2 separate regions of the Homo sapiens genome follow, and region 2 is linked to region 1. Evidence: read pairs that join two places in POLR2A ChIA-PET (ENCODE). Cell type or tissue: Caco-2. All regions are shown on one strand.

What was found. ChIA-PET counts read pairs that join two places held together with the same protein. Peaks named below come from ENCODE experiments on the same cell type or tissue, not always from the same donor. Only the 100,000 strongest peaks of a DNase experiment are listed, where the experiment ranks them.
Region 2: POLR2A ChIA-PET joins it to region 1 with 5 read pairs; 29 of 35 experiments call an interaction of 5 or more read pairs at or near these places.

What each region holds. Positions count from the first base shown.
Region 1 is chr6:109,445,444-109,450,443 of GRCh38, reverse strand. MICAL1 (microtubule associated monooxygenase, calponin and LIM domain containing 1) reads left to right here. Exons shown (of 25, transcript NM_022765.4): 8 at 1-144; 9 at 359-474; 10 at 661-787; 11 at 963-1,044; 12 at 1,565-1,712; 13 at 2,051-2,241; 14 at 2,481-2,569; 15 at 2,722-2,763; 16 at 3,004-3,087; 17 at 3,215-3,371; 18 at 3,672-3,748; 19 at 4,032-4,308; 20 at 4,582-4,673; 21 at 4,915-5,000. Among named protein-coding and RNA genes, the nearest start is that of SMPD2, 7.2 kb to the right of the region's middle. RefSeq lists a silencer at 2,389-2,438. In Caco-2, no CTCF peak of the experiment used is centred here; a DNase peak (open chromatin) is centred at 2,370.
Region 2 is chr6:109,392,533-109,397,532 of GRCh38, reverse strand. It overlaps PPIL6 (peptidylprolyl isomerase like 6), which reads left to right. Exons shown (of 8, transcript NM_173672.5): 8 at 4,596-5,000. The coding sequence ends at 4,707. Among named protein-coding and RNA genes, the nearest start is that of CD164, 13 kb to the right of the region's middle. RefSeq lists a silencer at 93-387. In Caco-2, a CTCF peak has its summit at 270; no DNase peak of the experiment used is centred here.

The DNA.
Region 1 (5,000 bases):
GAGTTTGCCCAGGATGCCCATGGGCAGCCTGATGTCTCTGCCTTTGACTTCACGAGCATGATGCGGGCAGAGAGTTCTGCTCGTGTGCAAGAGAAGCATGGCGCCCGCCTGCTGCTGGGACTGGTGGGGGACTGCCTGGTGGAGGTGAGGGGTTCAGGAGGCACAGGGGTTTCATGGTTAGGGGAGGGAGCTGCCTAGTATGGAGGAGGGGATAAAAAGGTCTGCCTGCAGAGGGGAGGAGCTAAGGGCTGCCTGGTGTGGGGATGGCCCCTTCTGCTGTGACCTGGGTGGATATCTGGGCTTGGGATGCACCTGTTGGATTCTCCCTGAGCTGCTTCCTATTCCTCTGACACTGCAGCCCTTCTGGCCCCTGGGCACTGGAGTGGCACGGGGCTTCCTGGCAGCCTTTGATGCAGCCTGGATGGTGAAGCGGTGGGCAGAGGGCGCTGAGTCCCTAGAGGTGTTGGCTGAGCGGTAAGACCTGAGTTGAGGAGGATGTGGGCAGGGCAGGACATGTGACAAGGTTCAGGAAGAGGGGCAGGGGTGCTGAGTGAATAGACGGAGGAATAGGCAGAAGAAAAGGCCTGGCAGTTCCTGAGAGGTGGGTGCTGACAGGTGCCCTCCCATTCATGCCCCTGCCCCTTACCCTCACCCCCTCAGTGAGAGCCTGTACCAGCTTCTGTCACAGACATCCCCAGAAAACATGCATCGCAATGTGGCCCAGTATGGGCTGGACCCAGCCACCCGCTACCCCAACCTGAACCTCCGGGCAGTGACCCCCAATCAGGTCAGACCCCCGACACACCCACCAGCCTTCCCAAGCCAACCCCCTTCCCCCAGGTCAGGCCCTCCCTGCCCAGTCGCTGCCCTTTGGGGTCAATCCTACCCCCGGCAGGCCCTTACCCCTGGACTCAGGGGCTGTGTGGCCAGCCTGCCTTGAGACCTGAGCGGGGCTGCCTTAGGTACGAGACCTGTATGATGTGCTAGCCAAGGAGCCTGTGCAGAGGAACAACGACAAGACAGATACAGGGATGCCAGCCACCGGTGAGCAGGCCTTCCTCCCAAGGGGTGACCAAAATATGTACTACCCAGCGAGGCCCAGGTGGTCCCTGCAAAGCAGCTGCAGCCTCAGGACAGGAGCAGCGTGCCGGAGCACTCATTGTTGGCTGGTGGGTTGGTTGGGGGCCTGCTGGAGGAACGGAGGGGCAGCACCGCACAGGCAGCAGTTGGCTGCCAGTCTGAATGTAAGCGCGTTAGTGTTTGAACCACCGTTACAGCCATAGTGGTGCTGGCAACCTCCCCTGCCCCCAGTTTAGTCTGCTGCCCTCTATGTGGCCAGTTGCGATTTCACTTTATTCACTCCTCTACTTTATTCCAAAGAGATTTTTTTTAAAAGAGAATTGGGATGGAGAGCTGCTGATAGTCAGCTTTAGGCTGGTGCCCTAGTAGAGGTGGGTCCCTGACTCCTCCTCCCCTACAGAACCCCCACATGCAGCAGCTGGGCTCCCTATATGCCTGGGATGGGCAGAGGGGGCCTTGGGCACAGCACAGCCTTCTTTCCCAGGGTCGGCAGGCACCCAGGAGGAGCTGCTACGCTGGTGCCAGGAGCAGACAGCTGGGTACCCGGGAGTCCACGTCTCCGATTTGTCTTCCTCCTGGGCTGATGGGCTAGCTCTGTGTGCCCTGGTGTACCGGCTGCAGCCTGGCCTGCTGTGAGTCCCTGGCAGACCCACCTCTCTCTCATGATCTCAGTGTAGGAGTTAGCATATCCAGTTGAATCCTAGAGACAGTGTGCTTCCCTGCATCTGCCGACAGTCTTGTGAGACTCTAATGCATTCAGATAGTGGAGAGCTTTGTGAATGGCACAGGCCCCCAAAGCCAGGAGTAGTGTCACTGGGTTGGGCACTGGGTAGCAGAGACTACACACCTACCTTCAAGCCTTCTTGTACCCCAGCTGCTGCTTGCTGTCCCTCCCCTCCTGCTGCCCTTCCTCCCCTCAGTGGGGCTAGGTTCTTGTCTCTAGTTGGCTTTTCTCCCTGACATCCCACAGGGAACCCTCAGAGCTGCAGGGGCTGGGAGCTCTGGAAGCAACTGCTTGGGCACTAAAGGTGGCAGAGAATGAGCTGGGCATCACACCGGTGGTGTCTGCACAGGCCGTGGTAGCAGGGAGTGACCCACTGGGCCTCATTGCCTACCTCAGCCACTTCCACAGTGCCTTCAAGAGCATGGCCCACAGCCCAGGTGACCTGAAGGAAAGGCGGGCAGGATAACTGGGATGGGGAGGTGTGTGTGTGTGTGTGTGTGTGTGTGACAGAGGGAGAAGGCGGTGTGTGTGTGTGTGTGTGTCAGAAAGAGGAAGAAGGCGCCCTCTGAGGGCCAGCCTGGGAGAGGTGTCCTTCTGGGTTGGAGAGTGACTGTCTGTTCTGAGAGTACAGTATTGGCACCCCCCATCCACACTGATGCCCTGGCTCTCCCCGCAGGCCCTGTCAGCCAGGCCTCCCCAGGGACCTCCAGTGCTGTATTATTCCTTAGTAAACTTCAGAGGACCCTGCAGCGATCCCGGGCCAAGGTGGAGAGTTTAGGCAGGGCTGGAGCTGAGCAGGGAGGAGTGGGCAGGGGGGTACCCAGTGGAGATCCTGGGGTGATGGTGAGGACATTCAGAAAGTGGGGAGGACTGGGACCTCAAAACATCACACTTAGAGCTGTTAGGACTTATTGCAGGAAAATGCAGAGGATGCTGGTGGCAAGAAGCTGCGCTTGGAGGTGAATGCAGGCAGGGGCGGGTCGGTCTCCTACCCCACATTTTATCCCCTTTCCTGGTACTGTCTTCCCTATTTCTCATCCCATGTCTTGTTCCCCACCCCAGGTCCTGTAACCCCCCCATCCAGCCTCCCTGCCTAGTCTCACTCCCCTTCCCTTCAGCCCCTTGTGTTCATCTGTACGCATCCCCTCCCAGCTGGCCCTGCCCCTCTACCCTCCCTGCCTGAGCACTTACCTCCTTAGATGGAGGCCGAGACCCCAAGTACTGAGGTGCCACCTGACCCAGAGCCTGGTGTACCCCTGACACCCCCATCCCAACACCAGGAGGTGAGAGCCAGGCTTTGTGTGCAGGCAGAGGCCCGGGGAGGGCAGGGCAGGGGCGTTTCATGGGAGGGAAAGAACTTTGGAGCTGGCCTTGGCTCCACCTGACCCTGTGTCCTGGGGGTCCACGCAGGCCGGTGCTGGGGACCTGTGTGCACTTTGTGGGGAACACCTCTATGTCCTGGAACGCCTCTGTGTCAACGGCCATTTCTTCCACCGGAGCTGCTTCCGCTGCCATACCTGTGAGGCCACACTGTGGCCAGGTGGCTACGAGCAGCACCCAGGAGATGGTGAGTGGGCCTGGGAGACCTCCAGAGAGACTCTGGGCCTGGCCCTGCTTGGGGGACACAGAGCTTGAGGTAGAGAGGCACAGGATGGAAACAGGCTCAAGATGGCACTTCGTTCTCCTGAGCTCAGGGTCTTCTCTGTCCCCTGCAAAGCTCCAGATGTGTGGTTCTGAGGAACAGGAGGCTGGCAGAAATTCACCTGCAAATCTGTCTTGTTTTCCCCACCTTCCTTCATAAACTGTTGCGTGTCTGGGCACTGGGCTGCCCACACCAAATGCCTCCTCCCCTCTCTACCCTTTCCAGGACATTTCTACTGCCTCCAGCACCTGCCCCAGACAGACCACAAAGCGGAAGGCAGCGATAGAGGCCCTGAGAGTCCGGTAAAGACTGAAGGCGTGTATGTATATTGGGGCATGGGAAGAGGAAGAGGGTCTCGTCAAACCAGCGCTTTGCTGGGGGTAACTGAATGTCGTCTTCTACTAGCATGTAAGCTCTGTGAAGGCAGGGATGCCTGTCTGCTTACACTTCTTGTTCTCTCAAGTATCTAAAACACAGCCAGACACTGTTTGTAAATGGTTTTAAGTGAATGAATGCCAAGGCTCACCTTTGCTCCGAAGGGGTGGCCTCACCCCCCGACCTCACTCCACATGGTGGCTTTTCCAGGAGCTCCCCACACCAAGTGAGAATAGCATGCCACCAGGCCTCTCAACTCCCACAGCCTCGCAGGAGGGGGCCGGTCCTGTTCCAGATCCCAGCCAGCCCACCCGTCGGCAGATCCGCCTCTCCAGCCCGGAGCGCCAGCGGTTGTCCTCCCTTAACCTTACCCCTGACCCGGAAATGGAGCCTCCACCCAAGCCTCCCCGCAGCTGCTCCGCCTTGGCCCGCCACGCCCTGGAGAGCAGCTTTGTGGGCTGGGGCCTGCCAGTCCAGAGCCCTCAAGGTAACCCATCCTCACAGATGTGCTGACCCAGGGTGGGACAGGGTGGGAGCACTGGCTTCCTGCAGAGGAATTCTGGGGAATACAGAGGGAAGTTGTGGGGATCCCAGGCCGTGGCAGCCTCTCCTCTGCTCCATTCTTCTCAGTTCCTCCCATGCCCCAACACATACATTCAGTCTTTACCAGACTTGCAGGGCCTCCGTCACCACCATGCTCTTTGTTGCCTGACTGGGGCAGGCGCTGGAGGCAGTAGAACGTCTCAGTTCTTCTTCTCAGCTCTTGTGGCCATGGAGAAGGAGGAAAAAGAGAGTCCCTTCTCCAGTGAAGAGGAAGAAGAAGATGTGCCTTTGGACTCAGATGTGGAACAGGTGAGTGGGCCAGCGTGCAGCCACAAAACGCTCTCCAGCCCACTACAGGAGAAACCTGCACTGGTCCACTGCACCCTTCTCTTGGAATGTCTTCTCACTTGGCCTGTCATATCTCTGGCCTCTACCTTTTCTACCAGAGCTTACCCCACTTCAGCACGGGTTATTTTCTGCCTTTCCAAACAACACTCCTATCCACCAGGGGGCCCAGGCCCTATCCCTGACTGGCCTGACCCTCCTATAGGCCCTGCAGACCTTTGCCAAGACCTCAGGCACCATGAATAACTACCCAACATGGCGTCGGACTCTGCTGCGCCGTGCGAAGGAGGA
Region 2 (5,000 bases), 53 kb after region 1:
AGGTACAATCCCTGCTCTTCAGCGAGCTTAGAGTATGTTATGAAAACAAGGTCAAATAGCCAATAGCTATGTGACAGTGAGACATGGGCCATGCAAACTGTGTACAGGGTGCATTGGGAGATGGGTAAGAAAACACCCTCCAACTCCCTTCACCAAAGCGAACACAGAGCGTTACAGGGCGGCAATGGAGTGGAGAGCACTCGGTCTCCTTTTGATGGTTCCTGTTCTCTATGATCCACCTTCCTCTTGGAGAAATCTCTAATTTTTGTTATCACCACTCTGTCCTCAGGGAGGCACTGCCCTCCTTCTATTCTGCTATTCTGCCTCAAGTATGATCTCAGTGTATTCCTTAAATCTCCAAATTAAAAACAAAGTCTCCAAATCACAGTTGGGGCTGGGCTGGAATATTTAAATAAGACCTTACAGAGTGCTAAGGGAGAAGCAGAAATGTAAAACATAATAGGCAACTAGATAATCTAGTTAAACTAATGAAATAGAACTCCTTCAGGGATACCTTCCTTCCCAGTTGTAGGGCTGCCTCTTCCCTATCATCTCTCAGTATCCCCAGGTGTGTCTGAGCTTTTGGAAGCCCAGACATGGTTAGCAAGGTCCAGAGAGATAAAGAATATTCCTCTCTGATCCAAGACAGGCACTCCTTCCAAGCCCAGTTTCCAGGTACATGAACCTGCCGCTCTCTCAGATGGATGACACTGGGAATGTCCTTCAGGAAAGACTGTAGCAATCCACAGAGCATGGCTGGCCCAGTGGGCTCATAGGGAAAGAATATCACAAAACAAGCCTGTAAGCTCTCCATTCACGTGCACCCATTGTAGAAGGGGTTTGGGGGAGGGGGAATTATTTCATTTTAAGAGACTTGTAAGGTGGGAGGGGGTCATGGAAAGTTTCATGAGAAGGTGAGCTGAGGAGTGAAATGTCACGTAGAAGTTAGCCAGATAGAGAAGCTAGAAATCACAATGAGTCAAATCAGTTTTAGGAAGAGTGAAGAGGTTTCGCAGAGAGGCCCTGAGGAGTAAGAGAGCATCTTATCTACAAGTCATCTGTTCTGGGCAGAGCTTGGTACTTAGGGGAGAATGGAAAGGGTGGAGGCCGGATAAGAGGGTCAGCAAGGGTCCAACTCCCAATGGACTGCGGGTGCCATGCTGCTGAGCAGGAACCTCACGCAAAGGTGATGGGGGCCATGGGAGAATTTTACATTGTGAGCGACATAACCAGCTTCTCATTTTGAAGAAAAAATCTCTTTAGCAGAAGTGAGGAATGAATTGGCAAAGAATGAAAAGGAAGTAGCAAGACCACTTAAGAAGCTATGGTTATAACAGGCCATAAATGAAGTCCTGCTCTAAAGCATCAGCAGTACAGATGAGCAGGTGATAAGTGGACAAACTCAAGACATTGAGAAGTTAGAGTAGAGAAGCACTTTGGGAGTCCGAGGTGGGCCGATCACGAGGTCAAGCGATCGAGACCATCCTGGCTAACACGGTGAAACCTCATCTCTACTAAAAAAAATACAAAAAATTAGCCGGGCGTGGTGGCAGGCGCCTGTAGTCCCAGCTACTTGGGAGACTGAGGCAGAATGGTGTCAACCCGGGAGGCGGAGCTTGCAGTGAGCGGAGATCGCACCACTGCACTACAGACTTGGTGACAGGGTGAGACTCCGTCTCAGGAAAAAAAAAAAAAAAAAAAGAGATCGAGACCATCCTGGCCAACATGGTAAAACCCCGTCTCTACTAAAAATACAAAAAGTTAGCCACGCATGGTGGCAGATGCCTGTAATCCCGGCTGCTCGGGAGGCTGAGGCAGGAGAATCGCTTGAACCTGGGAGGCAGAGGTTGCAGTGAGCCGAGATTGCGCCACTGTACTCCAGCCTGGCGACAGAGTAAGACTGTCTCAAAAAAAAAAAAAAAAAAGAAGTTAGAGTCGGGGGTGAGGGCCTGAGAGGAGTCCAGGCCAGCACTGTCCAGTAGAACTCTCTGTGACGATGGAAATGTCCTGTATTCTGCACGGCCCAGTATGACAGCCACTGGCCACATGTGGCCACTGGGCACTTGAAATGTGGCTAGTGTGACTAAGGAACTATATTTAATTCTAATTAAGGGTTTTTTTTTTTTGAGACAGGGTCTCACTCTGTCACCCAGGCTGGAGTGCAGTGGTGCGATCTCAGCTCACTGCAACCTCTGCCTCCCGGGTTTAAGCAATTCTCATGCCTCCGCCACCCAAGTAGCTGGGATTATAGGCATGCACCACCATGCCCAGCTAATTTTTGTATTTTTAGTAGAGATGGGTTTTCCCCATGTTGGCCAAGCTAGTCTTGAACTCCTGACCTCAAGTGATCCACCCGCCTCAGCCTCCTAAAGTGCTGGGATTACAGGTGTGAGCCACTGCAACTCCCAGCCTATAATTAAGTTTAAATAGCGATATGTAGCTAGTGGCATCCATATTGGGCAGTGCAGGTCTAGAGTAACTCCTAGGATTTGGGAACTGGTTGGAGGGGTGGTACCATTCACCAAGATAGAGAATATAAGGAGGAGGATTTGGGAGAGAAAATCATGAGTTCAAGTTGGACAAGTTTCATATTAGGATACCTATAGGATAGCCAGTTGGTGGCATCCCAGGAGGTGGATATTCAAGCTGAGTCAGAGCTGGAAATGTAATTTGGAAACAATTTGTAGACTGGCAGCCAAGCTGCAACCAAACCATAGTACCATCACTCCAAGAACAGTCCCTGTGCCTTTGCTTATCTTGTCTTGTTGGAGAACAGGCTTCATACTCTCTTTGGACAGAAATGAATCTATTTATCCTCTGCCCTTCATCCTCAGAATGTTGTCCTGTGTCATGGTTTTTTATTGGGATGGCAAAAATAGAGCCCAAAGGCAAAGAGAGGGCTAGAGTACACTTGGTGTCGGCACTGACCATGCTCCTATAAAGGCTCATGAGATGGAAGTTGCACCCTTCCCCTCAGCCACTGTCCAAGCCCAAGCACTGACAGAGGGCACCAGTCCTATGTCTTGGCCTGTCTCTCTGCCCTTTTTTAATTGAAAGAACCATCAGAAGTCTAGCTCCACTCCCCAGGAAGTTCTAGCTCATGGCCAGCAATTGTCTACAGAGATGTAAACTAGCATGGCTTTTTTTTTTTTTTTTTTTTTTGAGATAAGTCTCGCTCTATGGCCCAGGCTGAGTGCAGTGGTGCAAACTCAGCTCACTGCAACCTCCACCTCCTGGGTTGAAGCAATTCTCCTGCCTCAGCCTCCTGAGCAGCTGGGATTACAGGTGTGCACCACCAAGCCCAGTTAATTTTTGGTATTTTATTAGAGACAGGGTTTCACCAGGTTGTCCCCAGGCTAGTCTCAAACTGCTGTGCTCAGGCAATCCAGCTGCCTTGGCCTCCCAAAGTGCTGGGATTACAGGCATGAGTCACCACATCCAGTCGAAACTAGCATGGCTTTGAGCTGTCTTTTATTCATCACTCAGTGGATGTTGTCAGGTGCCTGGTAGTGCCAGGCATTATGCTAGGCACTGAGCCTGAGCACAAGCATGATCCCTACCATCATGGGAGAATTAGAAATCAATCAAAGAAGCATACAAATAAATGTAAGGTTTCAACCCTGGGAACTTCTCTAAAGGAGCGACAGAGAACTTAATATAAGCAAGGTGGCCTGGGAAACTTCCCCCAAGGAGGTGATGACTGGGCTGAGGTCTGAAGGAAGACCAGGAGGTGACCATGCCAAAGGGTAGGGGTGGGGGAGTAATGCAGGAGCTGTGGAAGAAGGGAGTGTGGAGCTCTTGAGGTACTGAAAGCCAGTCTGGCTGTAGCAGAGAGCAACAGGAAGCATGTGGCCCGACCTCCCCGAGAGGCCGTGGGAGATAGACTGTGCAGGCCCTGGTAGGCAATGGCAGGGACTTATAGTCTTCATCCTAAGGATAATGGGAAATTACTGTCGTGTTTTGAGCAAGGAAATGAAAGCAGATTGCTATTTCTAAAAGACCATGCTGGCCAGGTGTGGTGGCGCACACTTATAATCCCAGCACTTTGGGAGGCCAAAATGGGAGGACTGCTTGAGGCCAGGAGTTCAAGACCAGCCTGGGCAACATAGCAAGATCCTATCTGTACAAAAATAAATAAACAAAAATATTGGCCAGGCCTAGTGGCACACACCTGGTAAGCACTGGCTACTCAGGAGGCTGAGGCAGGAGGATCACTTAAGCCAGGAGGTCAAGGCTGTAGTGAGCTAAGATCATGCCACAGCACTCCAGCCTGGGCAACAGAGTGAGACCCTGTCTCAAAAAAAAAAAAAATCACCCTGACTGCAGGGAGAAAAACAGAGGGGAGGGTGCCAAGCAGATGGAGGAAGCCAGCTTAGAGCTGCGGCAGGAGGCCAGCTGCCTGGATGATGGCCCTGGATACTGCAGGTGTGGTAAAGTGCACACATCCAGAGAGGTTTAGGATACTTAGAGCTGATGTTCATTCAATTTGTAGGAAATAGTCTTAGCTATAGCTGGGTAGGACCCCATTTCGGAATGTTAAGCTAAATATGAAAACTTATGACTGACTAAATTTTCCATTTTTTTCTCCTATGTAGGCAACTGATTGAAGGAACAGAAGTGCTTAAACAACTAGAATTAGTTCCAACACAGAATGAAAGACCAATACATATGTGTAGAATTACTGACAGTGGAGATCCTTATGCTTGATTTTCATATCAATATTTTCTGTGATAATTTATTACTTTGTATCTGATCAGCTGTTTGTGGATTTAATTAAAAAGTACTTGATAAATTGTAATTTGAAAGCCGTGGCAGACACTGTAGGTTGCCTCATCTACACCCAATCCCTCCCCATCTTCCTTTCCTGTCTCTGTCATAGAGACTGTGAAAGGGTGGTACTCAATTTCCTAGACTCCTTTGCAGCCACGGGTGGCCATGAGAGATGGTTCTGGCCAGTGGGACAGGAATAGAACGCCAGTGGTCCTGCCCCTTCCCCTTCA